3 separate regions of the Homo sapiens genome follow, and all the other regions are linked to region 1. Evidence: chromatin loops called from intact Hi-C (ENCODE). Cell type or tissue: OCI-LY7. All regions are shown on one strand. Links, peaks and the distances in the headings refer to the core of each region. The heading gives the core; the rest is flanking DNA. Region 1 holds the start of SLC8A1-AS1 (SLC8A1 antisense RNA 1). Region 2 overlaps SLC8A1-AS1 (SLC8A1 antisense RNA 1). Region 3 has its middle 67 kb from the start of SLC8A1-AS1.

Region 1 (10,289 bases), core at 1,599-9,598:
TTCTGTGCCTGGCTTATTTCACTTAACGTAATTATGTCCACTTCCATCCATGTTGCTGCAAATGACATGATTTCATTCTTTCTAATGGCCCAGTGGTACTCCATTGTGTATATATATATACCACATTTTCTTTATCCATTCATCTGATAATACTTAAGTTGATTTCATAGCTTTGCTATTGTGAATGGTGCTGCAATAAACACGGGGGCCACAGGTATCCCTTTGAAATAATGATTTCCTTTCCTTTGGCTAAATAGCCAGTAGTGGTATTGCTGGATCATAAGATAGTTCCATTTTTACTTTTTTGGAGAAATCTTCATTTTTTTTTTATAGTGGCTGTACTAATTTACGTTCCTACTAATAGTGTCTAAGAGTTCCCTTTTCTCCACATCTTCACCGGCAACTGCTATTTTTTTTGCCTTGTTTCTAATAGTACTTCTAACTGGGGTAAGATGATATTTCATTGTGGTTTTGATTTCATCTACCTGATGATTAGTGATGTTGAGTATTTTTTCATATACCTGTTGACCCATTTACCTGTTGTATGTCTTCTTTTGAGAAATGTCTATGACATTTACTCACTTTTTTATGAGATTATTTGTTTTGCTGTTGAGTTTACTTTAATGTCTACTGATTACTAAGTCCCTTGTCAGATGAATAATTTGCAAATATTTTCTCCCATTCAACAGATGTCTGTTCACTCTATTGATTTCTAGTGTATGCAGAAGTTTTCCAGTTTATTTATTTTTTAGAGACAGTCTTGCTCTGTTACCCAGGCTGGAGTGCAGTCGCATGAATGTAGTTCACTGCAGCCTCCAACTCCTGGGTTCAAGTGATCCTCCCTCCTCAACCTCCCAAAGTGCTGAGCTGCTTTTCAATTTAATAAAGTCCCACTTGTCTATTTTGTTTCTGTTCCCTGTGCTTTTGAGGTCTGAGCCATAATAAAATCTTAACCTAGACCAATGTTACCATGTTTTCCTTCCTTATTTCCTCTCCTCCTTCCTTCCTTCCTTGGTTGCTTTCTTGCTTTGTTTTTGTTTTTTTTTTGAGCTGGAGTCTCACTCTGTAGCCCAGGCTGGAGGGCAGTGATGGAATCTCCGCTCACTGCAACCTCCACCTACTGGGTTCAAGCTATTCTCTTGCCTCAGCCTCCTGAGTAGGTGGGATTACAGATGCATGCCACCATGCCTGGCTAATTTTTTTTTGAATTTTTAGTAGAGATGGTTTCGGCATGTTGGCCAGGCTGGTCTTGAACTCCTGAACTCAGGTGATCCTCCTGCCTTGGCCTCCCAAAGTACTGGGATTACAGGCATGAGCCACTGCACCTGGTCCCACTATGTTTTCTTCTAATAGATTTATAGTTTTGGGTTTTACATTTACCTTTAATCCATCTTCACTTGATTTTTACATATGGTGAGATAGGGATCGGGTTTCATTCTTCTGCATGTTGATATTCAGTTTTCCCAGCAGTATTTATTGAAGAGAGTGTCCTTTTCCCAATATGTTCTTGGCACCTTTATAAAAAAAAATCAGTTTGTTGTAACTATGTGAATTTATGTATGGGGCCTCTGTTTCTTTCCACTGGCCTATGTGTCTGTTTTTATACTAGTACCATGCAATTTTGGTTACTAGAGTCTTGTAACATATTTTGAAGTCAGGTGGTGTGATGCCTCCAGCTTTGTTCTTTCTACTCAGGATTGCTTTGGCTATTCTGGCTCTTTTCAGCTTCCATATAAATTTTTGGATTGTTTTTTCTATTTCTGTGAAAAATGACATTAGTATTTTGATAGGGATTGCATTGGATCTGTAGATTGCTTTTGGTAGTATGGTTATTTTAACAATATTCTTCTGACGCATGAGCATGGGATGTCTTTCCATTTATTTGTGTTCAACTTTTTTCATCAGTGTTTTGTACTTTTCCTTATAGAAGTCTTTCACCTTTTTGGTTAAATCGATTCGTAGGTATTATATTTTACTTCTATAGCTGTTGTAAATGGGATTGTTTTCTTGATTGCTTCATCAGCTAGGTCACTAATCATGTATAGAAATGCTATGATTTTTGCATGTTGATTTTGTTTCTTGCAACTTCACTGAATGTATATATCAAATTGAGGGTTTTTAATGGAGTTTTTAGTTTTTTCTAGATATAAGATTAAGTTATTTGCAAAGAGAGCAACTTGACTTCCTCTGTTCCAATTTGAATGCCTTTTATTTCTCTTACCTGATTGGTCTGGCTAGGACTTCTAATATTATGTGATATGGTTTGGCTGTATGTTCCCACCCAAATCTCACCTGGAATTGTAATCTCCATAATCCCTACATGTCAAGCGCAGGACCAGGTAGAGGTAATGGGATCTTGGGGGCAGCTTCCTCCATGCTATTCTCATGATAGTGAGTTCTCATGAGATCTGATGGTTTCATAAGCATCTGGCATTTCCCCTGCTTGTGCTCACTCTGACCTTCCTCCCTACAAAGTTGTGTGCTTCTCCTTTTCCTTATGCCATGATTGTTAAGTTTCCTGAGGCCTCCCCAGCAATGCAGAACTGTGAGTCAATTAAACCTCTTTTCTTTATAAATTACCCAGTCTCAGGCAGTTCTTTATAGCAGTGTGAGAATGCACTAATACATTAAGTAAAATTCTAGTGGTGAAAGTGAAACTCTTTCCCCTAGGAACTCTTTCTAGTTCTTAGGGGAAAGAATGTCAGCTTTTCCCCACTCAATATCATGTTTACTGTGGGTTTGTCATATACAGCCTTTGTTATGTTGAGGTAAGTTCTCTTCTGTGCCTACTTTGTTGAGAGGTTTTATCATGAGGAAATGCTGAATTTTATCAGATGCTTTTTAAAAATCTATTGAGAAGAGCATATGGTTTTTGTCCTTCATTCTGTTGATGTGATGTATCACATTTATTGATTTGTGCGTGTTGAACCATCTTTGCATCCCTGGGATAAATCTTACCTGATTGTGGTGTTTCATCTTTTTGATGTGCTGTTGGATTTGGTTTGCTAGTATTTTTTTGAGGAATTTTGTATCTATGCTTATCAGGGATATTGGTCTGTAGTTTTCTTTGTTGTTGTTGTGTCTTTGTCTGGTTTTGGTATCAGGATAATGCTGGCCTTGTAGAATGAGTTGGGAAGAATTCCCTCCTTCTCAATTTAAGATAGTTTGAGAAGAATTGGTGTTGTTTGCAAGTTGGGTAGAATTTGGCAGTGAAGCCATCTAGTCCTGGGCTTTTCTGTGTTGGGAGACTTTGCTACTGATTCAAACTCTTTGCTCCTTACTCTGTATAGGTATTCTATTCCTGATTCAATCTTGGTAGGTTGTATGTGTCCAAAAATTTGTTCATTTCCTCTAGGTTTTCCACCTTTGTTGGCATATAGTTGTTTATAATTGTCTCTGATCTTTGTTGTTTCTGTAGTACCAATTGTAATGTTTCCTTTTTCATTTCTGATTGTTTGGGTTTTCTCTAGTTTTTTCCTTGGTTGGTCTAGCTATTGATTTTGTTTATCTTGTCAAAAAACCAACTTTTCATTTTATTGATTTTTTTATATTGTTTTTGGTCTCTTTTGTTTAGTTCTGTTCTAATTTTAAAATTTATTTCCTTCTACTTGTGTGTTTGGTTTTTCTTTCTCTTTTAGTTCCTTGAAGTGCATTGTTAGATGGCATATTTGAAATCTTTCTACTTTTTTGATGTAGGCATTTAGTGCTGTGTACTTCCATCTATATCCCATAGGTCTTGGTATACTGTATTTCAAGATATTTTTTGATTTGCTCAATTTCTTCATTGATCCAGTGGTCATACTGGAGCATGTTGTTTAATTTTCATGTATTTGCAGTTTCCAAAGTTTCTCTTGTTATTGCTTTTAGCTTTATTCCATTGTGGTCTGAAAAGATACTTGATGTGACTTCCATTTTTAAAAATTTGTTGAGGCTTGTTTTGTGGCCTAACATATGGTCTATCCTGGAGAATGTTCCATGTGTTGGTAAGAAGAATGTGTATTCTGCAGCTGTTGGATGAAATGTTCTATAAATGTCTGTTAGGTCATTGAATTATTCATTTCCAGAATTTCTGTTTGATTATTTTTTATGATATCTCTTTGGTAAATTTCTCATTCATATCCTAAACTGTTTTTCTGATTTCTTTGTATTATTTACCTGTGTTCTCTTGTATCTCATTGAGCTTCTTTAATTATCTTGAATTATTTTTCCAGGATTTTTGTAAGTTTTTTTCATTGTAATCTGTTGCTAGATAATTATTGTATTTCTTTGGAGGTGTCATATTTTCTTATGATTTTTGTGTCCTCACATTGATATCTGGTGCATCTGGAGTAACAGCGGCTTCTTCTAATTTTTTGGATTTGCTTTCTTGGGAGGACTTCTCCTGAAGATGTATCTATGGTGTTGGTTGGTTAGGGCACTTTGGCTTTGATTCTGGGTGCATGCAATGGTCTAGTCTCTGTATAATTTCTTTGCTTGTAAACAGTGTCAGTGGTGTCTGATTTCCTTAGTGGTTTAGGGTGCAGTCATTAGTAGAGGCTGTGGTGAAGATTTGCTGGGGATGAAGACACCAGCTGTGTCAGTCCTCATCTGCAGTGATGACAGTAGTAGGTGGAACATGCCTGTCCTTGGGCAACAGGGCAGTGCACGTGCCAGCACCAAGTGGTTCCAGGTAGGCTGATTCTTGGGCCTCCAGATGGCTTACTCAGGTGAAGACAGCAGCAGCAGCAGCAAGGGGCCAGGCAGGCTGGTGGGCCCTTGGGACCCTGGACAGCAGGCATGGTATGAGTGATGGCAGTAGTAGTGGCAGGAAAACCCTCTGCCTCCCCAGCTGTCTGTACTGGTGTTGGTGGGGGCTGTGATGTGCTGGGTGGGCCAGTCCCCAGGCCCACAGGTGGTGCATACAGGTGGGTTCCAGCTGTGATGATAGCCGCAGGCTGGGTGGGTCTATCCTTAGGCCCTTGTTAAGAGTACTCAGGTGCCAACAGTAGTGGATGGGGTGGGGCAATCCCCAGTCCACTGAACAGCATGCTTGAGCACTAGGGGGCATGGAGCCAGGCTGGATGGGTCTGTCTTTGGGGCTCCCAGTGGCGCATATGGGCAAGGGCTGTGGCGGGCAGAGCTGGGTGATCGCCAACCCCCCAGTGTAGTGCTCAGGTGATAGTGGCAGTGGTGGATGGGGAAGCCTGTCCCAGTGTGCATGCAAGTGGCTGCAGCCCTGCTGATGGGAAAGTGAGGTTGCTGTCAGTGGCAGCAGCTGTAGGCAGGCAGTTGAGGAGCTTGTGTTTTGGCCACAGGTGGGGCTGTGGGTGTGGGAGCTTGTCCTCAGTTCATATGTAAACGCACAGCAGCACCATTGCTGGGGCTGGCAGGGTTGTTGCCCACGGCTTGCTTTTCAGCCCAGTGGCAGCAGCCAGCAACGGTGGTGGCTGTAGGTAAGAATCTGTCCTCAGGGTGTGTGCAAATGTGTGTCAGCCCCACTGCCAGGAGTGATGGATTGCTGCCTGTGGCTCATGCTTCAGGCCTGATGGCAGCAGCTAGTAAGGCTGCGGGTGGAGGATGTCAGGGGGCCCCAAAGATGTGGAGATGCAAGGGCTGTTGAGCCCCGGGGCAGGATGCAGGTGGGTGGGGGTTGGGCTCTCAAAATAGTATTCTGCTTAAGCTCCTTAGGTCTGGGGCAGGTGTGGGATCCAGCCTCAGCTTTGTTTCTGGAGAAAAACTTTGTGCTGTCTCCTTGGAGCTCCCTAAGTTAATCTCAGGGCCTGGAAGGTCAAGGGCTCTCCTGTCACTGAGATCGCAGGAGTCTGTGGTGGGAATGTGGACCTTTTGGGGATCTTTCACTTACCTTTCCCTGCACTGGGCAGCCTCTCTGGGCTCCTCTCTCCTTCCTTATTTTAGGTGTTTGCTGTCACTTCTCTATTAAATTCCAGTGCCCTCTCTTAGATGATCCATTTAAAGTGTGAATATCTACTCATTTTGGTTTTTTATGGAGGAGGTGAGATGTCTCTAGTAATCCATCTTGAAGCCCCTCCCTTTACATTGTATTTCCTAACGTCCAAGGGTCTCTGTTTCCTTTTTGTTTAGAGAACTTCCTTTTGCTATTATTTTAGAGTATATCTGCTGGTATAAACAACAAAACTCCTTTACTTGTTTTCATCTGAGAGTATGTTGATTTTTTCCCCTTCATTCTTAAAGAATCTTTTTTCTGGGTATGGAATTCTGGGTTAAATTCTTTTCTTTCATCACTTACTTTTAGCCTCCATGGTTTCTGATGAAAAATCTGCTGTCATTGACATTTCCTTTTTCCTAGAATTAAGGTGTTATTTTTCTCTTGCTGCTTTCAAGATTTTTTTGTCTCTAACTTCAGAAATTTAAGTGTGATGTGTCTTGGTATTGGACTCTTGGATTTAAGTTGCAATTTACTTAGTTTTTTGAATTGGTAAATTTTAATCTTTTCTTAAATTGGTGGAGTTATGGGCTATTGCTTCAACTTCACAAGTATTTGTTGGGCACTCCTTATGTTTGACACTGTACTAGACTACGGATGATGATGAAAATTTAAAATCATGGGTTGAGATATTAAGAACTGACATGCACTTTCCACAAGAAGAAAAGGTGAAATAATGCAGGGAACATTGGGCTGTCAGTGGGAGAGCAGAGATCTACTTCTCTTGGCTCTTCTCCTACCTCTGTGACATTGGGTAAACAAATGAATCTCTCAGGATTACGCTCTGTAATATGAGGGAGTTGGATTAAGTACTCAGTTTAGCTCTACATGACTTCAGAGGAAGAAAGAGGTAAGTTTGGTTTGGTCTGGTCTGGGAAGGCTTTATAGAAGAGGCTGAATTGAAGACAGGCCTCACATGACTGTTAATTGATACTCTCTTCTTCCACCTTCAGGACACTTTAAGATAGACAAATCTGAATGAAAACACCCCAGAAGGGAGAATTATTGGCTCAGGACTAGGCTGGCACTGCTGGTAGCCAATCTTTTTTGCATGTTTGCCGGGCCTGCTGCTTGTCCACTCATTGCACCCCCACATACCCTGCCCCCTCATGCTCTTCTCCTGTCTTTTTCCAGAATGGCTTCTTCCATCTTTCCTACTTCTTCACATTCTGAAAATTCTGCAATACTTATCTTAGGGCCTTCTTCTATTACCCTGTTCTGTTTTAACTTTCTAATTATATTTCAAGCTTCTGGAGGGCACAGACCATATCTTCTACTTACTGAAGTCCTAGAAGGGACTTAAAAGATCCCTGAGAGAAGTGCTCCCCTAGCTGATTATTGGTATCACCTGGGAGCTTTTTAAGGCTCCATCTTAACATAATCAAATTTTGCTTGTGTTTGGGGGTAGGGGAAGAGTGGGTCAAGGGTGTGTGAGAATAAGCTATATTTTAGTTTTTTTTTTGTTCTTTAACACTTACTGTGCAAAACTAATATGGTACCCCCTTATATGTTTGGATTGGCATCTATTGTATACATCTTCCTTGTTCTTCATTCAACATAGGACTCTATGGTTTCTACCACTTCCCACGAACCTGAATTAAATTCTGAAAAGAGGGATAATGTATTCTGAGAACGGACAGCAAGCCCAGCTCAGTGTCATGACATTCTTCTGTAGAACTTTCCTGCTTACATTTTCGAAATTGTGCTCTGATGGCTCTCTAGTATCCTGCTGTGTACACTATGGGCTGGAGAACAAGGATCCTAAATTTTACTGTATTCTTTCTCCACAGAAGTTTACGAAGACAAAAGAGGAATGACGACTCAGCATATTGTAATGTATATTCAATATGTGCTTTGCTAAATATATTTGAAAAGTATATAGGTATATTGAAAAAGACCATGTCCAACTGAAAATGCCCAGCTAATGAAAATAACATTTTTCTTCCTACTGAAAACTAAGGTATAACTTCAGCATTTGGTGTCAGAAGTTATTCAGAAAAAACAAGTTAAACTTTTTAAAGGATTTTTATTCCTTCGTAAGTCTACTGGAAAATTAATCATACAAAATATAATGGAGCCAAAAAAGCATTTGCAAGAGCACAGATGCATGAATATGAAACATTACATTTTCCAGGCAGTGTATTTCCTTATCAGAGCAAACTCCTTCATGACTAAAGTGGTCATTTTTCAACAGTGATGGGTGACAAAGGCTCATATTTTCCTATGTTTTAATCTTCTTTTGGAGCTGACTGTGGAAGCAGGAAATGTGGGGGGGGTGGAAGTGGGGGAGAAATGCCCCTGCCCCTTTGCTTTGTAGCACATGTGGCACAGGAGATGGGGCATTTCTGAAGGGCCTCTTTCCCTTTCTTTACGGAAGTATCTATAAACACTGAATTGAATATTGAGATACTGGCATGCTGCATTTCAACCATCTGTCTAGTACAATAAATTGCCACATTGATTAGAATGTTTTGGTCCTGTGTGAGGAAGGAGGTAGGAACAAAAGCTCGAAAGTCCTTGTCTGCCTCAGACTGTTCAGGATGGGCTTAATTTGTATGGTGCTCAGGAAGCTCCATTCTGGGGCTGTGCCAGCTGTGACACAGCTCTAGTGGGAGCAGCTCGTGTGGCAGCATTTCAGTGCCTTGCACCCCAAAGCAACCACTGCTACCTGTCTCCTTGGGAGATCTGCTCAACTTCTGTCTTCTCTTGCATAATGAATTTTAACATAGATTTTTAATTGTCACAACCTGTTTCTTGTTCCATGCTGTTCCTTTTTATTTTTCAAAAGCATTCTATTGTTTTTAAAAATATTTTCTTATCTCTTGGAGCATAATAATAGAGCTCTGCAAGTATTCTTCTCTTCCCTCAATTAGCTCTGCCTTCTTTTTGTATCCTGCCCCCATCCCCACTCTGTTTTGGTCTCTCTCTTCATTTTAGAAGCATTTCTCAAACATCTGGTGATCCTTGCCTATTCATTCTGAGAGTAGGGCATTGAAAAACTGTTAGGAAAGTCTCATCTGAGGGTGAGATTTTGCTGACTTTTGTGATTGTGACCTGGACATTTCATTGCAGAGGGGAGAATGCAAAATGTCAATATATTTAGGTTTTTCTCTTGAGTTGTAATTTTTCTTAGAATTGTCCAAGCTACTGGCTGTGGAGCACATGTCTGGCAGCTTTGCCTTCTGTGAGTTAACTTGAGGAAAAGAACTAGAGGCTGCATATTCAGCATGTGGATTTTCACTAAATTCCCATGCCCTTAAAGGTGTCTGATACCTCCAAGGAACTTGTGAGCCTGAGGAATTTGGCCTGCCATTGTAGATAAAGCCTTTTGAAAAAATTAGTTCACAGCAATTTTAGTGGGGCTGGGAAGAAGTGAAGATAAATGTATGTTCAAGCTGTGATGTTTAATTGGAAGTCCAAGGTTGATTTTAAGACATATGGAAAATTCACTTTTTCTAAATAAAATTTCTGTAAGAAGACTTTAGATACAGTTTAGATATAAACAGTTTGAATAGCAACTGATCTACTAGTGACTTTCTAGCACCAAAGAACTTTAAAGTAGTTAAGAGGGCTCAGAAAGATGAATTGCTGCAAAGACCTCTGGCCAGGGATATGTGGCAATGAGTTTTCGACTAAGGATATAATTTGGGACATGAAAGAAGTTGAGCACCTTCCTACTCTGTATCTGGCATGTAAGGTCTTAGGCTTATTTCAAGTTGCATTGTATCCAAATTATTTTGTCTTTAGCTTTCCCAAGGCTGACCTCCTTAGAGGAGTGGAGGCAATACTTAATGCTTGTCAAAGCCCTTTCACACATGTTAGATGTTGAGGATTTTTTATTTCTAAAAGATAAATGTGTAACATATTTATAGTTACTGCCACAATATTTTTCAAAATCACAAATAATAAATTGGTTACACATCACAGTCTTATGAGATACTCTCTTAACAACAGAGTAGGTAGAAGTTGGAAAAATAGCTCCTTAAACAGAGTGTCATCATCCTTTATTCTGGGGCTGTTATCCTCCATCCCTTGGTCTTTTAGTTGAACCCAGAGCAGAGTTCCCTGTTTGGACTTTAAAAGGGTTGAGATTTCTTGATCCCAAATTGCTAAACTGTTTGATGTTATAATTTAAGTCTGTCTTTAGAGCAGACAGAATTGCATCTCAGAGGATTGTTTCTTTGAGAACAGACTTGTTTCCTATGCATAGATTTGGACTTCCTTATAGCCATGTATTCGTGCTCTTGCTCTGGATAAATCCATGTGTATGTTTCAGCAGTGGCTGATGAGAGTGGAAACTGAGACCTGTCATGACTGGAAACATGTGCAGGTCTCACTTGACCTT
Region 2 (10,289 bases), core at 1,542-9,541, 110 kb after region 1:
GCAGGGTGTAATCATCCTGAACAGTTTCCAGTTTTGCACCACACCTAAATGGTTTAGATGGTCAGAGATAAGAACTTAGAGACTCTTTCACCTGCCTCGCTAACTAGGCTCCTGCTTTCTCCCTTTGGTTCCTTTACACAGGTCATTTAGTCATTTGCCTGAGAACTTAAACTGACCCACACTTTATTCCCTTTTATATACTGCTAGTTGCCACGCACGCTCGTGCTCTCTTTATTGGCTTTATTTGTCATTACTGACTTATGTGACCTGGGGACAGAGGTATGCGTAGGATCTGTAAGTAAAAATTATTTAAATATGTTTTCTACTGTGGTGGAGTATTGAATTTGCACCTTCCATCTAATGAACTAGGAGCTGCCCCAGGATGGGTTTTCTCCAAAGCTGGGGAAAATACAAGGTCAGGCTCCCAGTGACAGAGTGATGGTCAGGCAGGCATAAACTGGACATGGGTCAGAGAAGAGCCATGAGAGCATATGCTTGTATAAATAAGTTTCCCATGTGAGGGATCCCCGGGTCACAGATTGAACAACCAGGCATTAGGCCATCCACCAGGTAAAACAAATATCCCGTGAAAGGCACTTGGTAAGCACCCATGTACCCCTTGCTTTAAATCGCTATTAGGGCAGGGTTGTTGGTCACTTGGGTTCTGGAACTCCAATTTTGCTGGGGGCTCTCAAAACAATCCTTCAAGTCAAGAAAGGAATTATTTTAACATTTTGCCTTCGGGTATTCGTGCCAAGGCCATCTGTCACATCTACTCTTTCCCTAGAGTAGTCAGAGCTGTCAGAACAGCACTCTACAAGAAACTGATACTGTATAGCACAGCAAGAAACATTTTCTTTGAAAAAATAAGATGCATCCAATGGCCATCAGTGGGGTTAAACCAAGTCAGAGAGGCAAAACTCTGGCGCCATGAAGTCTAAGATGGTACATTTCTGAGCAGATGTCTTATATCAAAGAAATTGTGATTTCTGAACCAGTTTTAGGGGAAGAGGTGGAATATATACTTGGAGGAGAGTTGGAGCTCAATTTGTCTCTGCTGCTTAAGAACTCTGGAAGCCTTGCGATGGGTTTGAAATTCCTCCTTTAGCTCGGAGAAGTTTGATCATCTGAAGGCTTTTTCTCTCAACTTGTCAAAGTCATTCTCCATCTAGCTTTGTTCCGTTGCTGGCGAGGAGTTGGTCAACATCAGACAGATCAACTAGACAGAAAGTTAAAAAGGATGTCCAGGAATTGAACTCAGCTCTGCACCAAGCGGACCTAATAGACATCTATAGAACTCTCTGCCCCAAATCAACAGAATATACATTCTTCTCAGCACCACATTACACTTATTCCAAAACTGATCACATAGTTGGAAGTAAAGCACTTCTCAGCAAATGGAAAAGAACAGAAATTATAACAAACTGTCTCTCAGACCACAGTGCAATCAAACTAGAACTCAGGATTAAGAAACCCACTCAAAACCGCTCAACTACATGGAAACTGAACAACCTGCTCCTGAATGACTACTGAGTACATAACGAAATGAAGGCAGAAATAAAGATGTTCTTTGAAACCAACGAGAACAAAGACACAACATACCAGAATCTCTGGGACACATTCAAAGCAGTGTGTAGAGGCAAATTTATAGCACTAAATGCCCACAAGAGAAAGCAGGAAAGATCCAAAATTGACACCCTAACATCACAATTAAAAGAACTAGAAAAGCAAGAGCAAACACATTCAAAAGCTAGCAAACACATTCAAAAGCTAACTAAGATCAGAGCAGAACTAAAGGAGTTAGAGACATAAAAAACCCTTCAAAAAATCAATAAATCCAGGAGCTGGTTTTTTGAAAAGACCAAAATTGATAGACCGCTAGCAAGACTAATAAGAGAGAAGAATCAAATAGACGCAATAAACAATGATGAAGGGGATATCACCACCGATCCCACAGAAATACAAACTACCATCAGAGAATACTATAAACACCTCTATGCAAATAAACTAGAAAATCTAGAAGAAATGGGTAAATTCCTGGACACATACACCCTCTCAAGATTAAAACTGGAAGAAGTCGAATCCCTGAATAGACCAATAACAGGCTCTGAAATTGAGGCAATAACTAATAGCCTACCAACCAAAAAAAGTGCAGGACAAGATGGATTCACAGCCGAATTCTACCAGAGGTACATGGAGGAGCTGGTACCATTCCTTCTGAAACTATTCCAATCAATAGAAAAAGAGGGAATCCTCCCTAACTCATTTTATGAGGCCAGCATCATAAAATCAAAACCAAAAAAGCATCATCAAAACCAAAAAAGAGAATTTTAGACCAATATCCCTGATGAACATTGATGCAAAAATCCTCCATAAAATGCTGGGAAACCGAATCCAGCAGCACATTAAAAAGCTTATCCACCATGATCAAGTGGGCTTCATCCCTGGGATGCAAGGCTGGTTCAATATACGCAAATCAATAAATGTAATCCAGCATATAAACAGAACCAAAGACAAAAACCACATGATTATCTCAATAGATGCAGAAAAGTCCTTTGACAAAATTCAACGGCCCTTCATGCTAAAAACTCTCAATAAATTAGGTATTGATGGGACGTATCTCAAAATAATAAGAGCTATCTATGACAAATCCACAGCCAATATCATACTGAATGGGCAAAAACTGGAAGCATTCCCTTTGAAAACTGGCACAAGACAGGGATGCCCTCTCTCACCATTCCTATTCAACATAGTGTTGGAAGTTCTGGCCAGGGCAATAAGGTAGGAGAAAGAAATAAAACGTATTCAATTAGGAAAAGAGGAAGTCAAATTGTCCCTGTTTGCAGATTATGTGATTGTATATTTAGAAAACCCCATCATCTCAGCCCAAAATCTCCTTAAGCTGATAAACAACTTCAGCAAAGTCTCAGAATACAAAATCAATGTACAAAAATCACAAGCATTCTTATACACCAACAACAGACAAACAGAGAGCCAAATCATGAGTGAACTCCCATTCACAGTTGCTTCAAAGAGAATAAAATACCTAGGAATCCAACTTACAAGGGACGTGAAGGACCTCTTCAAGGAGAACTACAAACCACTGCTCAACGAAATAAGAGGATACAAACAAATGGAAGAACATTCCATGCTCATGGATAGGAAGAATCAATATCATGAAAATGGCCATACTGCCCAAGGTAATTTATAGATTCAATGCCATCCCCATCAAGTTACCAATGACTTTCTTCACAGAATTGGAAAACCTACTTTAAAGTTCATATGGAACCAAAAAAGAGCCCGCATCACCAAGTCAATCCTAAGCCAAAAGAACAAAGCTGGAGGCATCACGCTACCTGACTTCAAACTATAGTACAAGGCTACAGTAACCAAAACAGCATGGTACTGGTACCAAAACAGGGATATAGACCAGTGGAACAGAGCCCTCCGAAATAATACCACACATCTACAACCATCTGATCTTTGACAAACCTGACACAAACAAGAAATGGGGAAAAGATTCCCTATTTCATAAATGGTGCTGGGAAAACTGGCTAGCCCTATGTAGAAAGCTGAAACTGGATCCCTTCCTTATACCTTATACAAAAATTAATTCAAGATGGATTAAAGACTTAAATGTTAGACCTAAAACCAGAAAAACCCTAGAAGAAAACCTAGGCAATACCATTCAGGACATAGGCATGGGCAAGGACTTCATGTCTAAAACACAAAAAGCAATGGCAGCAAAAGCCAAAATTGACAAATGGGATCTAATTAAACTAAAGAGCTTCTGCACAGCAAAAGAAACTACCATCAGAGTGAACAGGCAACGTACAAAATGGGAGAAGATTTTTGCAATCTACTCATCTGACAAAGGGCTAATATCCAGAATCTACAAAGAACTCAAACAAATTTACAGGAAAAAAACAATCCCATCACAAAGTGGGTGAAGGATATGAACAGACACTTCTCAAAAGAAGACGTTTATGCAGCCAACAGACATGTGGAAAAATGCTCATCATCACTGGCCATCAGAGAAATGCAAATGAAAACCACAATGAGATACCATCTCACACCAGTTAGAATGGTGATCATTAAAAAGTCAGGAAACAACAGGTGCTGGAGAGGATGTGGAGAAATAGGAACACTTTTACACTGTTGGTGGGACTGTAAACTAGTTCAACCAGTGTGGAAGACAGTGTGGTGATTTCTCAAGGATCTAGAACTAGAAATATCATTTGACCCAGCCATCCCATTACTGGGTATATACCCAAAGGAATATAAATCATGCTGCCATAAAGACACATGCACACATGTTTATTGCGGCACTATTCACAATAGCAAAGACTTGGAACCACCCCAAATGTCCATCAATGATAGACTGGATTAAGAAAATGTGACACATATACACCATGGAATACTATGCAGCCATAAAAAAGGATGAGTTCATGTCCTTTGTAGGGACATGGATACCATCATTCTGAGCAAACTATGGCAAGGACAAAAAACCAAACACCACATATTCTCACTCATAGGTGGGAGCTGAACAATGAGAACACTTGGACACAGGGGAACATCACACACTGGGGCCTGACCTGGGGTGGGGGGAAGGGGGAGGGATAGCATTAGGAGATACACCTAATGTAAATGACGAGTTAATGGGTGCAGCACACCAACATGGTACATGTATATGTAAGTAACAAACCTGCACTTTGTGCACATGTACCCTAGAACTTAAAGTATATATAAAAAGAACTCTGGAAGCCTTAATCTCCTCAGGTGTAAAATGAGGGTAATAATGCATACCTAAAAGGATTACTGAAGATTCAGAATAATGTATTTAAAGCATTTAGCACAGAAATAGATCCAAATAATAATGATGAGGAGAGTGATTATGACTAATGATAATATCAGCCTGACAGCTGCTGAGGAAGCCGACATCAGTACATCTGGTTCCATGGATCTATGTGTGCCCTTTTCTGGAATTTGAATTACCACAAATCTTACTTCCCAATTCCTCATGATTTTATTCACAGAAGCATTGCATACTATAGTATTATGTTTGGAATAGAACCAATTCCATGTTCTTAAAGGTTGAAGGCTCATTCACTTAAATATTTATTGAGGCCCTACTACCTGCTAGATGCTGGTGATTCTGTGATAAGCAAAAAACATGACTTTGCTTTTGTGGTACTTATAGTCTAGTGGGGGGAAACAGACAAGTCAAATAATCATCTGGGTAAACATAAGGATATAACCATAATCATTGCTTTAAAGAGCTAAATATTGCTAATGAAATTTAGTATAGTCTGCAGATAACAGCTATGCTCTAGAGGCGAGGAAGTTAAAAGTTACTGGGTATTTTTCAAATTATTTGGTTGCAGTAGAATTTCTGACGTCAGTTACTATTTTGTATGGTAATGAATAGAAGAAAAAGTAAACTATATTCACTAAACCTCATTCTTCTGACAACTGCTTGTGCTGTCATCTTTCAATTCTTTAGTAGACTTTCCTGAATAAAACCTGTAAATGTTCAGAATTAGTCATTAGTCCACTATCAACATGTATCTTTGTCTTCAATTCTGTGGAGACTCAGAGGATAGACTTGTACTCCTTCTGTTTCTAGGTTCTAACTTAAAAATGTGTAAGAACTATGGACTGAGAGGCTGCTGTTTGCATACCTTCAAGTGCCATTAAGGGAAATCTGAACAGGTGTATCACATTGGCTCCATGATGCTTACTGGTTTAACTGAGTTAGCTTGGAGAAAGCGGTAAATTAACCCTCATTTCTTCAGCTTTAGTAACTCTAGCACAGATGTTAAGCAAGTAGAAATTGTTTCAAAGGGCTTGGTTCTCTGCTTCTTTCACTTGATATTATCAGCACATTTTCTGGTTTTGATGGCTTGGCTTTGTGTACCTTCTAATTTATAAAAGTTCTTTATCCCACTTCTCTACATGTTTCCTTCCCCTGGTGCTTGTAATGTCTTTTTATGCACAAATGTGGCTCCTTCAAGAGCCTCCTGCTAAGAAATGAGCAAAAGAGGAATTGAAAATCCTTTGGCTTCTTTTAAACTCATGAAACTTGCTATTTTCAGAACCACAGGTCTGGAACAGAAAAGCTAAGTTGGTCAAATGCTAGCAGGCAGCCCACTTCACATCTTGGGTGATAGAGATTTATAGAGGTTTCTGTTTGTTTGTTTGTTTTGTTCAGCAATATATTGCAACTCTCAAAGAGTACCTGTTATACAGTAGGCACTCAATAAATATTTGTTGAGTGAATCAGTAACAAATAAATAAACTTCAAATTTGATCTTATGCTCATTGGCAACTTTCACTTCCTTCCTTTGGGATTGTGAAGATAGTTCTCAAAATATAAAATAACACAGAAATTTGCTCTTCTTCCCTGTCTCCAGCTACATCTATTTTTTTTCCATTCACCATTGATCTTTATGTGTGAATCATGTCAGACTTCTCATTGTCCTTGGTTGCTTTAGCAATTCCCCTACTCTTCATTACCCTGTAATTTCTCAAACTCTGCTTAAGCTGGACAGCATTTCAGTCTGGCTTAACTGAACTAGGCAGCTAGAGAGTATTGATTCCTAAATACCATGTTGAGAGCGAGGGTGAGCAAGGCAGGCGGTGTATAATCAAGGTGCTACTAACTGGAGAAAACTAGCCAGTTAGTGTTTTTGTAGACCGTTCTAGTTAAAGTTTGAGAGTGGCTACTGTTGTTAGTGTAATTTCCATCAGTGAAAGTGTTATCACCCATGGTGAATCAGTTCTTGTTTCCCAGAATAACTGGGATTCTAATTGATAAAACACAGAGAACATAAGCAAATCAGAAAGAAATGAGGAAGGCTATTAATTTTAAATATAAACTGCATTGAACAAAGATTTATGAGATTGGTCTGGGCAAGAATATTTTGGATAAGACCCCAAAGCACAAGCAACAAAAGCAAAAATAGACAAATAAGATTATATCAGACTGAAAATCTTCAGCACAGCAAAGGAAACAATAAACAGAGTGAAAAGACAACATACAGAATAGGCCAAAATATCTGTTAACTATACATCGGACAAGGAGCTAATATCCAGAATGTATAACAGCCCAATAGAAAAAGTATCCAATAAAAAAAGCAAAAAATTTGACTAGACATATCCCCGAAGAAGACACAAATGATTAATGGGTATATGAAAAAAGTCTCAACACCACTAAGCATCAGGAAAATGCAAATTGAAATCACAATAAGCTGTCAATGTCACCTTGTTTAGAATGTTATTAAAAAGAGAAAAAATTACATATGCTAGTATAGATGTGTAGAAAGGAAAACTCATACACTGTTAGAAATATAAATTTGTACATCTTGTAAATAGCATGGAGGGCCCTCAAAAATTAAAAGTAGAACTACCTCATGATCCAGCAATCCCACTACTGGGCACATATCCAAAGAAAATGAAATTAGCATGTTGAAGAGCTATTTGCATTCCTATGTTTATTGCAGCTCTATTCATAATAGCCAAGATAAGGAATCAACCTAAGTGTTCAACAGATGAGTGGGTAAAGAAAATGTGGTATATGTACACAGTGGAATACTATTCAACCACTAAAAAGAATAAAGCATCGTCATTTGCAGCAACATGGATGAACCTTGAGGACATTATGTTAAGTGGAATAAACCAGGCACAAAAAGATGAATACCACATGATCTCATTCATATGTGGAATCTAAAGAAGTTGATCTCATGGAAGTAGAGAATAGAATAGTTGTTACCAGAGACGGGTGGGGAGAATAGGGGGATGAGGAATATAGGGTGAGACTGGTCAACAGGTACAAAGTAAAGTTAGAAAAGAAAAATAAGTTCTGGTGTTTTATTGCACAATACAGTGACTATGGTTAACAATATTGTATATTTCAAACTAGCTAGATGAGAGTATTTTGAATGTTCTTACCACAAATAAATGAATACAAGAAAAGAATCGTACGAGTGGATGGGTATGCTAAATACCCTGCTTTGATATTTTACACAATGTATACATTTATCAAAACATCCCACTGTTCCCCATACCTATGTACAATTATTATGTTTAAAAACAAAATAAAAAATTAAGAAGAGAATGAGTGTTAGGAGAAAGAAATCTGTGCTCAGAATCAGCTTATTTTATGAGTCATTTATTATGTCTTAGGACTGTGCTAAGTGTTTTACATGCATTTCTCATTTAATACTTACGCCAATCCTATGGCTTAAGATTATTGTGTGTTCCTTTAATCGATAAGAAACCAAGGCTTAGAAAGTTTAAGCAATGAGTCAAGGACCCAGGCAACCTAACTCCAAATCCAAAAATTTTAGCCACTCTGCCTCATCTCTATCTGGGTGCAAATTGTATCTACAGTCGTACTTTTCTCTTAACTATTTCTTGTCCCTAATGAAGGATGTTGTACTTGTATACATTTGTCATTCTTTTGAGTTCAGACCTGCTTTTGCATTTGACTTAAAACCAGCTACTTGTACAGGGGAATCTTACTAGTTGACTACCTTCCTCTTAATAATTTTGGTTAGAGAAAATAGCACAAAGTTTGTAGGAAGGAGAAATGAATTTCAAAGTAAATAGAGACACTAAGGCATTACATATGAAAATATCTTAAATGGTGCCTAGCACATAATAAGTAGGTTCATCATTAAGTGTAAGTTAAAAACACACACACACACACAAAAACCCACCTTGGAGAGGCACAGTGGCTCACATCTGTAATCCCAGCACTTTGGAACCCAGTGATTTGAGATCAGCCTGGGCAACATGGCAATACCTGTCTCCCAAAAAAAAAAAAAAAAAAAAAAGGTCAGATGTGGTGGCTTATGTTTATGGTCCCATCTACTTACTTGGGAGGCTGAGGTGGGAGGATTGTTTGAGACTAGGAGGTCAAGGCTGAAGTGAGCTGTGTTTTGTGCCACCGTACTCCAGTGTGGGTGACAGAGCAAGATTCTCTCTCAAAAAAACAATCACCTTAAATCTCTTTTCTTTTGCATCTATATCCTAGGAGTAGAGACAGAGAGTAATACTAAGAGAAGGTAGAGGCGGGAGGAGGAAGAGGAAGGAAGAGAAACCAGAACATACGTCCAAAGATATATGAACCCATTAGGTGGGAGATGAAGCAAGGGTTTGTGGAACAGAATCCTATATTTATATTTTTTGCCTTGTTTGGGTCCTGAACACTTTAGAGAAAATTGAAAAGGTGGCTGAGTGGGGAAACTGACAGCACCAGAAGAGAGGAGAACTTTGCTGATTTTTAACTTTGGTGGGACCAGTCCTAAATTAAAGCCATACTTCATATTCTGTGAGGGATGAGAATCACTTTCTGGGATTTTTAAGTCCCATCAAGTGCTTAAGACTCTTTTCTGAGTATTTAAAAAGGCTGTGGAAATCATCCTTATTTTTATTGGTCCGGTACCTACTAGGCTGTAATGAGCTAGTTGAAATGTGAAAACCAACGTTTCAGACTTGTGTCTGACTTTACAGTCTAAGCTATGATGAACTCCACTCTCCTCCACTCAGCCTCTTTCCTTGGGTTCAGGATGTCAAGCCCAAAGACTTGAGCTACACACTAGGCATGGGGCAAAGGGATGGTGCTGCTACCAGTGCCAGGTGTGGTAGTTGATGTCTTTAGTAACATCAGAGATAAAGTCCTAGGTATTTCAGACTGTGTGACACATTTGGGGTTCACTGTTACTAAAAATATTCTGTTTAACTGAAAGGTATTTGTCCACAGATAGACACTACAATGAACAAACAATTTTTCTTTGATAAAAGCACAAAGTACCTTGGGGATCATGCAATCAGAGCTTCAGCTTCATCATTATGAACATAAATTCTCTTTGTACCAGGAAATTGTGGAAACGATAGCTCATAGACAGCTCATATTGAGAGAATGTTAATGAGCCACTACATACTCTCTGAGGTTGACTAACCATTGTGGAGATAATGCTGGTGGCAAAGGATATGAGTATTCTAGAGGGAATGGGCAAGTGAAGCAAAGTGTCTCTTAATGTGTGCCATCTACCAGCACTAAAATGGTGCCCACTTGAACTGATTTGTAAACTTGTAACACTGACTTTGACCATCTGTACTCCTGGGTATCATGGTAAGTTATAAAGTAGATCACTACGCAATGCCTTTTAAGGTGCACACTCTGCTTGTGGTGCAAATAGTAATTCAGGGGCCTGGTTTTGAATCTATGCTGGTCTGCCTCATTTAAGAGAGCATTCAGGTTTCCATTATAGCTATGGCAAACT
Region 3 (10,289 bases), core at 1,597-9,596, 69 kb before region 1:
TGACTAACTGCAAGGGCCGGTATGAATCATGGGCACTCTCACTGCATGAGCACGTACAAGCTTCACCTGGACACACTTGAAAAGGAAAATGTGGAGGGGTTAGAAATCTGGAATCATTGAGTGTTACCCAAAAGGGACTAAGTTAGACTCCAATTAGGCTTCCAATTAAAAATGTAAATATTTTTTCTACCATCAAAAGTAATAGGAGTCTAGAGAAAGATAGAATTAATTTTGCATGGCATATGTATTTTGTTCTTTGTTGCCCAATATATATGGCAAGCTCTGTGTGAGTGTCTGTGTGTGTGTGTGTGTGTGTATGTATGTGGGTGTGGGTGTTACTTAAATTGTACTTTTATTTGGTGTAGGCCTGGAGTTGCATTTGACCAGCAAAGAAGCTGTTTGTACTTAGATAGTAAGTTCATTTGAGGGAGAGGCAGGCTTCGAGAGGTATCTTCTGAACCTCTCAACAACCCCACCGTGGCAGTGGGTTGTGATCAATTCAGCAGCAAAAACGATCATTCAGCACTCAGGTGTTTCATAATTATTGGCATATGTAAAGTAGATTTTTTGGGACAAAGATACAGATTATATCAGTTACACCAAAGGCATGACTTTTGCTATAGGTCATTAGTTCAAAAATTTGTTCTTAAAGGTCAGTTTATTTTTAATATTATAGCTTGGAGTTACAATAATTGGGAGTTCAAACTTGAAAATCTATTTCATACCTCTAGCAATGGGTTTATTGCAAAAATGCACATTGTTTATTAAAGCTCTGAGTCTAGTATTCCAATACAGTAAGATGTTGGTTTGAAAATGAAAGTATTTCTGAGGATAACTTTGCATCCTCTGGTGAGATTTATGTTGCAATTTAAGCAGCTGCCTGAAATTCAATAGAATATGAAATTATTACAAAGTGCACATAGTGAAACTAGCATTAGAGAAAAGCCTCTTGAAAATGAAATATTATTTTTTTTTACTAAGGCATAAAAGGAGTGGGCTATAAGACATTGAAAACTTAGTAAATTCCAGCCATTATGTTATGTTTTAATCATAGAGTATTGAAGGCTATCTCGCCAACCAACTTCGTTTTCAAATTAAAAAAAATGGCCAGGTATTAATGTTGAAAAAATTGCAAATACATTAAAAATATTTGTTGTTTTTTTCTTTTCCTTTCTTTCTTTTTCTCTTTCTATTAATGTGAACCTCTAGCTATATTTAGTGTTCTAGATTATGATCTGTAGCATGAAGCTTATTCTAGGAACCATGGAATAACTCTATAGTGGATCATCTACCCGAGGGGAAGCTTTGGTTCTCTCTGACCAGGATAGGAAAGCAGAAGCAGCTCAGCCAGTTGTGTAGCGGGAGGAGAGGGATTTGGGGATCACCCAGAAGAGATGCTGAAGGATGATTTGGAGTTTGTCAGGTGGGAACAGTGGGATGCCTGGGAAGGCACACCTAGCAGATGGACAGTGGGAAAGGTTACATTTAGGAAAATTTCTGTGTTGGGAGATAGGCACAGTGAGCACCTCCTAGGCATGAGAGCTTATAAAGTATAACACTTTGTAAAGTATTCTATTTATGAGAAAAGTAACTTAAAATGCATCACAGTGCTTTCAACAAAATAAAATCCTTAAGAAGAGACTTTGACTTCTAGGATATCTGGGACTCAGCTGAGAGCAGTGATTTAGGGCTTTTTCATGTTTTTTAACACCATTTTCCTAGCTGCAGGTAGAGGATTTTGTTATCATACAATATACGACAGAGAACCTTCACAAATTTGGTTTAGGGGAAGCTGGGATCTCAACACATGGTGGAAAGGGAGATGATGAAATTGAGTAAAATTAGGGATTCAGTCTAGGGCTTAAAAAAAGAAAGAGCCAGAAGTCTAATAAATATCACAGTCAGTGGTGACTGAGTTAAGATGCACCTTGTTCTTATCTGAGAGATATTGATGCATAAGTGGGGCATGGCAGTAGTGATTTTCTGCTTTTCATAACCTCTCAATTATATTATTGCAATGACTTGTTGATTGGTTTTCAATGTCCATAATGTTTCCCCACCAGGCTTTTCTATAACCGTCCTTCTCCAACTTTAATGTGCTACATATTACCTGGGGATCTTGTCAACATGCAATTCTGATCCTATGGGTGTGGAGCGGGGGTGCTGAGAGTCTGTATTCTAACAAGCTAATGCTATTGTATGTTGATGCTGCTGGCCTGGGAAGCACATGTTGAGTAGTAAGGTCTACACAATGTTGTTAGAGCTTCTCATTACCAAAATTCTCTTATGAAATATTTTCCTGCTCAAACTCCTTCTATGACTCTCAAAGGTCCGCCCTTACTAAGTTAAAAAATCTTCATCTTAATATGTGTGTAACGTGGCTCCAAACTCTCTTCTCATTTACATCTCTCATGAATCCCCTACTGATTGCTACGCACTGCCTCACCTGGTAAAGTTTTCTGATCTTTCTTCTTTACCTGGAAAAACATTGAACTTCTTCCATGAACCACGCCTTTCTTATTTGTCTTTCCTTTGTATACCTGATGCTGGGTAAACTTCATAGTCTGCCTTTACTTATAGTCATATGCTTTTCTTTTTCTTTCTTTCTTTCTTTCTTTTTTTTTTTTTTTTTTTTTTTTGTGAGACGGAGTCTTGCTCTGTCACCCAGGCTGGAGTGCAGTGGCATGATCTCGGCTCACTGCAACCTCTGCCTCCCGGGTTCAAGCAATTCTCCTGCCTCAGCCTCCCAAGTAGCTGGGATTACAGGTGCGAGCCACCATGCCTGGCTAATTTTTTGTATTTTTAGTAGAGTTGGGGTTTCACCATCCTGGCCAGGCTGGTCTCAAACTCCTGACCTCGTGATCCACCTGCCTCGGCCTCCCAAACTGCTGGGATTACAGGTGTGAGCCACCTCTTATCTTCTCTTTTGGACGTCTAGGCTGCTGGTGGCTGTGTTTGTGTCTTACTCCTTTTTGAATCCCTGTAGCATCTAATTACATGCTAGCTATTGCCATTTTTATGGAATTGAATCTTGTTTTAATCATTACACACATCAATTATGACATTTTGCTGTAAGAGAAAAGTGCTACCAGCAGTGAATACTTCATTTAGATTATTTACTTTATATTAACAACTGGCAATACTGCTTTCTTTTCATCATTTGTAATGATCATTTATCAGTATGTTTCAGTTAAAGTAGTTGTACCTGTTACTTTTAATTTACTGTCTTAAGTTATTAAACCAATTAATTTTCATTTACCTATAATTCTAAGCCATTCTCTGGCCTAAAGGTAACCACTAGCCTCTCTTAAATACTAAAGTACAAGTGTTTTTATGGCAGTTAATCCTTTTTCACTTATTTTCTCTGTTACCATCTGTGTTGTGGATACTTAGAGCTGCCAGAAGTTAAGCTGTTTTTTGTTTTTAACATTCCATAAGAAATGCTTGTGTAAATGTATTGAATAATGACCATGACATTTTTCTTTACAGCTAAATAGACTTTGATTAAATTCCACAAATGTTAATTAGACGCCTACTGCACAAGCCACTGTGGGTGATACAAAAATGAATAACACATAGTTCCTGCCAAATGGGAACTTTCATTCTATGCAACCACTTGGAGCAGCATATAACTCCCTTCCATTTTATGTTTCCTTCTTGCAGGGGTGAAAGGTAGATAGTAACAGATGGAACTTCTCATTTTATTCAGCTTGCAATTTTGATAATCACCAAATGAGATAATTCTGTTTTACATTATAAATTGTTTCACTGTACCAGAGTCTTACTAAACTATGGTTGACTCATTTTTCACAGGTGGTTGCATTGTATAATAGCTACCATATTAAAATGCAGAATTGGGCCAAAAGATTTTATTTACATATGGTGTTCATTTTTTTTAATGTTAAAATTGTTTTAAGCGAGCCAGTTAAAAATGAATCCTTTTTAAAAACTTAATGATCTAGCCTCAAGGCATGAGACAGTGAGTTGAAATGAATGCTTTTAAATGATCATGTGCAACTCTAGATGTCAGCTAGATATCTCAGAATTAACAGAATCAAAAGTCAACTCTTGATTCTTGCACTTTCTCTATGAATTTGACTTTTCTAGTTACCTCATATAAGTGGATTCATAAAGTATTTGTTTTTCTGTGACCTTTTAACTTTAATGCTATTTATTTTTAATATTGGGAAACTGGAAAGAATTTAATAAAAAATAAAGTAATTAAATAAAGTATAATATTCCCATACCTTTGATAACATGCAATTATTTTTACATTTTATTTTTGTTTTTTTGAACAAGGTCTTGCTCTGTGGCCCAGGCTGGTGTGCAGTAGCAAGATTACAGCTGACTGCAGCCTTGACCTCCCAGGCTCAAGTGATCCTCCCATCTCAGCACCCCCTTCACGCTACCCTGAGTAGTTGGACTACAGGCATGTAATACCACATCTGGCAAATTTGCTTATTTTTTATAGAGACACAGTCTCACTATGTTGCTTAGGTTGGTCTTGAACTCCTGGGCTCAAGGCATCCTTTTGCCTGGGTCTTCCAAAGTGTTGGTCTTACAGACATGAGCCACTGCACTTGATCATTTATTTATTTTATAACACAGGTGTAGGCGTGCTGACCAGGCAAGAGGAAATAATGACTTAGACAAATATTGCTATCTTGGGTACAGGTAGTAAGGACCAGCCAGAGTCTAGACACGTTCTGAAGTTTGTGTCAATAGTGTAGTGGATATAGGACAGAACAATGACACCAGTGTTTTTGGCCTGTAGAAAGGGAAGACTGAAAATACCATTTCCTGCGATTGAAAGATGGCAAGAAGAGCAGGTTAGAATAGTTTCTGCTTTTATGATGGTTGAGTTTTTAAAAAACATCCAAAGATAATACAAAACATTGTATTTTATATAATAAAAAATATGTAATATAAATATAAATGTAATATAGGTAATATAAATATAAACAATCTAATAGAAAAATGAGCAAAGGGCTTGAACAAAACAGGAGATGAAATTTTTACAGAGTAAGAATGTATAAATGTTCTATGCACTAGAAATCATACCAATTCATCTTTAAGTAATGAGACACTGGTTTTCATCTATCAAAGTAACAAAATTTTTAAAAGTGATAAAACTTCAGCTGGTGTGTGGAAGCATTGCTCAAAAGAATGTAAATTGGCATAGTCCTTTAGATAGTCAATTCGGCAATATGTTTGAAAAATGTGTAAAATATTAATATTGTTTAACCTAGAAATGTAACTTTTAGGAAATTTTTCCTAAGAAAATAGTCAGAATGTACACAAAGATTTACACAGTGGTATTTACAGAGAGAACTATCTAACTGCTTAAAAATTAGGGTGGGACTTCTTAAAAAAAGATACATCAATATAGAGAACACTATGTTGACATTAAATTTCATGACATGGGGCAATAATGTCCACACATACTGTGTATGTATATTAAAATGATCTGCTTGGTGAAACAAGTTGAGCACCAAAGATATTTTTATAAAGGACAGTGGGGAGAAATTAGAAATGACTGGCACTAATAAAGATGGTTTAAAATATCTTTGCAAGCCTTTTGATGTTGCTTCAAAAGCAGTAAGTTGTGATCGGACAGGTTAACAAAGAGCTGAATGCACGGATTACTGCGCAGATAATGCGCGTCTGCCATACTCGGGGGCATGATTTCAGTATGAAGAAAAAATGCCGACCTTTGTCTTGTATGTCTGACAAGAAGAAAAAAATGCCACTCCCCTCCAAGCTGGATGTTCTGTGAAGCCAAAGATTTACAGTCTAATGAAACCTCCACCACAGTTATTACGGTGTCAGAATTCTTGCCTTTGTTTGGTATGCAATAAACATTTTTGGTCTATTTTGGCTTCCCTCATGGCTCCAAATGTGCAGGGCTTTGCTCTTCCCTGCATTGTATTTAAAACTCAAACATGGAATTGCTCTAAACCCACAGCTACTCTTTTCTATCTTAGAAATAGGCCACGTGTTTTAAGAAGCAAAGTGCCTGAGACCATAATTACAGGAAGGGTTAATCTGCTAGGCTAAAGAAGCAAGAAGAGAAAAATCTCAGGAAAACTGAAAATCAGGGTTCCCTCTCCCCTGCACCCACAGTGGAATAGAGACGGGGAGAAGTGAGAGCCAGCTGTGCAGGAAGCAGCTCGTTTTTGTGGTCTGGCTGTCAGATTGTGTTTACTAAACCAAGCAGCTTCCCACCCACTGCTTTCTCTCTTCTGAGGGCTACTGCAGCCACCAAAGGGCAGCAGAGGGGCTGGCCCCAGGGGGAAAAGACATGTAAAAATATGCATAGTTGCCAAGAACCAGATGCTATTTTCCAAACTGTTTTGCTCAACAGGGAAAGTAAGCTTATTGCAGCAAGTTGTGTTGGTGCCACAAGATGCCACCCTTCCCTTGAAAAGAAGAGACTAAAGGTAACTAAATTCTATGCAAGTGTTTTATGAGTCCATCTCCCCCACTTCTATATCTGTAGGTTTATCTCGAATGAAGGAACAGCAGTTGCATTTTGTTCTGCAACATTCTGGTGCCAGGAAAGAAACTAGTTCTTGTTAACAATTTCCAACACTCTTTTAAACTGCTATGGAAACACTACTTTTTCATTTTATCTGATAATGGATTACGATTTTGTGTGCAAGTTTTATTAGTTTAGGTTCTTGGTCTTAGCCTAGCTTTTGATATATAGTCAAGCTAGTACAAAAGGCCACAACATAACATATTGTCACTATCCACCATTTAAAAATTTTTAAGCTTCCAATTTCTCCAAGAGAGTTGTTTAGCTCTGTTGTCTGTGGAAGCAAAAAATAATACGGGATTTGTTTTTGATAATTTGTTTGATGGGTTATTTCTATGAAAAACCACATTTCTCTCTACCTCCATCAACACACGCTCACCTGATGGAAAGTAGAAGGCTGCCATACCAAAAGGTTATTGACTTGTAAAATGGAAATCAGTGTAATTTACAATCAAATATTATTTGTATTCTCAGGTGAAATCAACACATACTTATTAATCATAATTCTTGAATTTATCTTTGAGTTTTGCTAAAAACAAAATATCAGGAATTACTTATGTTTCTCTAGTCTTTTGCCTTTTACTTTCCAATAACCTTCTAGTCATAGTAAATCAGCCTGCTGCTGTCAGTGGTTAGTCTGCAGTCATCTTTCTGCATTGTTAGGAAAAATGAAATTTGGAAAATTTCAGTTATTCATCCTAAAGGGAAGCCATGAAATAGATGTGACTTTGAATGACTTATCTAACCTGTCAGTACCTCCATTTTGATATGTAAAATGAAGCATTTTACTGGCTGCTCTCTAAGTTGTCTTCTACACTTTTGAGGAGATTTTTATGACATCCCCTCATTAAAAACGCTCATGTCTAGAAGACTCTTGTGGTTAATGAGGAAATATTTGGAATTTGAAGGGATACCAATATTTATATTAAATTCAGATGTTATTCTTATAATCCTATTTCTCCAAACCATTCTGCCTCCTGGAGCAATGTCCTAAAAGTATAGCTACAGAAAGCTTGTCTACATATAGGTACACTAATTTTTGAGGTTGACATAACATGAAACATTTATATGTGTGTGTGTGTAATATATATATATGTACATGTATATGTACACACACACACACACACACATACATATCTTTTTTTTTTTTAAAGAAACAGGGTCTTGCTGTGTTGCCCAGGTTGGCCTTGAACTTCTGGGTTCAAGGGATCCTCCTGCCTCAGTGTCTGGAGTAGGTATGACTACAGGCACATGCCACCATGCTCAGCTTATATTTCATCTTTATTTTTCCCTTTTGAAGTTTTGCCATGGAGAGGAGTCCAAAGAGTCTAAACACCTGATACTCCTCATCTGAGAAAAGCAGTTCAAATTTTTCTTTCTGCATATAATCTCTGTGGTTTGCACCATGTTTGTAAGATGAAACCATTTGTTTTAAACGGGCCATGTCTAGCCACACCAAGACTTGCTGTCTAAGTCAAAGGCATCCTAGGATGAGCTGGTCCTTGGAGAATCTGTGGGAAATCCTACCAAATATGGGGAACTCCATATTCATAGTGACAAGCCAAGTTTTCTATCTGTTGGGACATAAATGAGAAGATGACGGCTCACTAGAGTTTAAATCGTCTTTTCTTCCCAAGCCCTCTGTTTCCAGTTCCCCATTAGACTTGTTGTCTTGGATACCCAGTTAAATTTTAATTTCAGATAAAAAATAGATTTTGTGGGGGTGTATATCCCAAGTATTGCACATGTATTATACTAAAATTAAACTATTGTACTAAAGTATATTTTCTACGAGTCATCCTAAATAATTATTTTTTTAATCTGAAATTTAACTGGTATACTGCATTTTTATTTGCTAAATGCAACCCTAAGTAGCACCCAAAGGAAATGTGAGGATGCTGAGATGGTTTCTGTGCTACACACATCTTTGTAAGGAATAGCAATAGACCCCTATTACCTGAAATGATGTAATATTCGTAAGATAAGAGTTCCCCGGTGTGTGGATTCACATTTCCCAGTGTAACCATATAGTTATATATTTTTTCAGAGTCTAAAAATTTTGTATTTTGCCTTTTCACTAAATATATACAATATTTCTATACCTATATCTTAAAACTGCTAATTTCATGTTTTAGATAAATTACTTAACATTTCCCTATTATTAAATACTTAGGTTATATAGTTTTTCTACTATAAATATTATGGTAGGTTCTCGATGCATATAGTACTTGATTTTTGTTAAACTGTTTTTCCAGAATAAATTCCTCGGAGTGAGATTAGTAGTCATAGGGAATAAAGTGGTCAAATTACGTCTGAATGATCACATTCAGATTTTTCTTTTCATCCTTTGTTAGAAGGGGGTACATACTGGGAAATAAGAAGAGATAGGAGAAATGCATATGGATGCAATTTTAAGTCTTACTAGTTCTGCAAGTGAACAATCCCTTTACAAAAATATTTTAACTTTCTTAGAGGAAGCCATTTCTATTTTCACCACTGGTAGTAAAAAAAAAACAGGCATGAAAATGGTTTTAAAAAATTCAGCTGAACATGAAATATTTTAGTAACCTATAACATTATTCTGTCATCCATTTCTTTCCGGTATGCCACCAGGCTTCTCTGATGATCATGAGAGACCCCATAGCTGCTCCTAGGCCATGTGATTGCTTCTTAAACACATTTTCAGTGGTTACATTGTCAGAAGAAGCTGCAGCGTGTACCTGCTCAGAAACTCATCATCCACGTCTCCTGCAATGTGTTGGAGATGGGAAATAGGTTTGCAAAAATTCTACAACAAGCTGGTTCAAGTGATAAGTGCCTCAACAATGCGCAATTGATTAATAATCGTATCCAGAAAGGGGAAGGAAACACAACAAACCAGGCAGAACTATTTTCTGTTAAGGGGGAAAAAAAAAAAAAAGATCAGGGGAAGATTGGGGAAGGCAAATATAAGGTAAAGTAGGTGCCCAGGAGGATATAATTGTAGTTTATTCTCTTTTTAAACTTTGAATATCATTTAAGTGACTTAAAAATCAAACAAGATAAAATGGAATGAAATAAAATATATAAAAGTATAAAGACTCCAAACTAGGTTTCTTTCTAGTTGCAGTGTCTGGCTAACCTCAGCTTTATGCGGTTAGAATTAAGCCACCATCAGGATATACCTTATTATTTACAGCTTTCAGGGCAATGTCATAAGCAGATAGCTTAGGTTTTGCTGGGAATACTGTGCTGTAAGAAATTAAGCTTTAATGAGAACTACAGTGCAACAGTATTTCAATATAGAGAAATAATGAGAGGAATATAGTTTAACAAAAAGGCCTGCTAGGTCCTAAACCATCTTCTTCAGTGACCTTGCTTGAAAAAGGTCCTCCTTCTTACTAACCAAGCTGTAGTTTAGTTAGGAGTTATGTCAGCATTTACCAAATTGTTTTCACAGGGAAGACTGCTACAGTAGTTCATCATGATGTTAATGACTGATCTCCAAAAGTGGGGTAAAATAAGCTGGGGAAAGTTAATTGCTACATACTCCTCCCTTGCAGATCCACAATACACCCTAGAATATTGAGAAATTCTGCAGTAGAAAAACCTGTTTAGCTTTATTTGACTTATAGCATCCCAAACTTAGAGTAAGAAAGTCATTTTTGTACAATTCTGATAAATGTTTCAAGGAATACTGATAATCTAAAGAATAATTTATGCACAACTCTAAGTTAAAGTAATATCTCTCAATCCCAAACAAAGGTGTATA

Evidence for each region. Peaks named below come from ENCODE experiments on the same cell type or tissue, not always from the same donor. Only the 100,000 strongest peaks of a DNase experiment are listed, where the experiment ranks them.
Region 2: it touches region 1 in a loop (4-fold over the local background); 3 of 110 quality-filtered maps call a loop at or near these places.
Region 3: it touches region 1 in a loop (3-fold over the local background); 2 of 110 quality-filtered maps call a loop at or near these places.

What each region holds. Positions count from the first base shown.
Region 1 is chr2:39,915,115-39,925,403 of GRCh38, forward strand. It overlaps SLC8A1-AS1 (SLC8A1 antisense RNA 1), which reads left to right and starts at 2,520. Exons shown (of 5, transcript NR_038441.1): 1 at 2,520-2,545; 2 at 7,735-7,775. RefSeq lists an enhancer at 5,387-6,046. In OCI-LY7, for the core only: CTCF peaks have their summits at 5,311 and 6,924 (motif pointing left); DNase peaks (open chromatin) are centred at 4,917, 5,297, 5,587 and 6,867; H3K4me3 peaks cover 2,653 bases; H3K27ac peaks cover 3,721 bases.
Region 2 is chr2:40,023,197-40,033,485 of GRCh38, forward strand. All of the region lies in intron 2 of SLC8A1-AS1 (SLC8A1 antisense RNA 1), which reads left to right. Among named protein-coding and RNA genes, the nearest start is that of SLC8A1-AS1, 110 kb to the left of the region's middle. In OCI-LY7, for the core only: no CTCF peak of the experiment used is centred there; a DNase peak (open chromatin) is centred at 6,065; H3K4me3 peaks cover 1,342 bases; H3K27ac peaks cover 2,347 bases.
Region 3 is chr2:39,845,658-39,855,946 of GRCh38, forward strand. No RefSeq gene overlaps it. Among named protein-coding and RNA genes, the nearest start is that of SLC8A1-AS1, 67 kb to the right of the region's middle. In OCI-LY7, for the core only: CTCF peaks have their summits at 6,348 and 6,549; DNase peaks (open chromatin) are centred at 4,544 and 6,254; H3K4me3 peaks cover 1,822 bases; H3K27ac peaks cover 3,100 bases.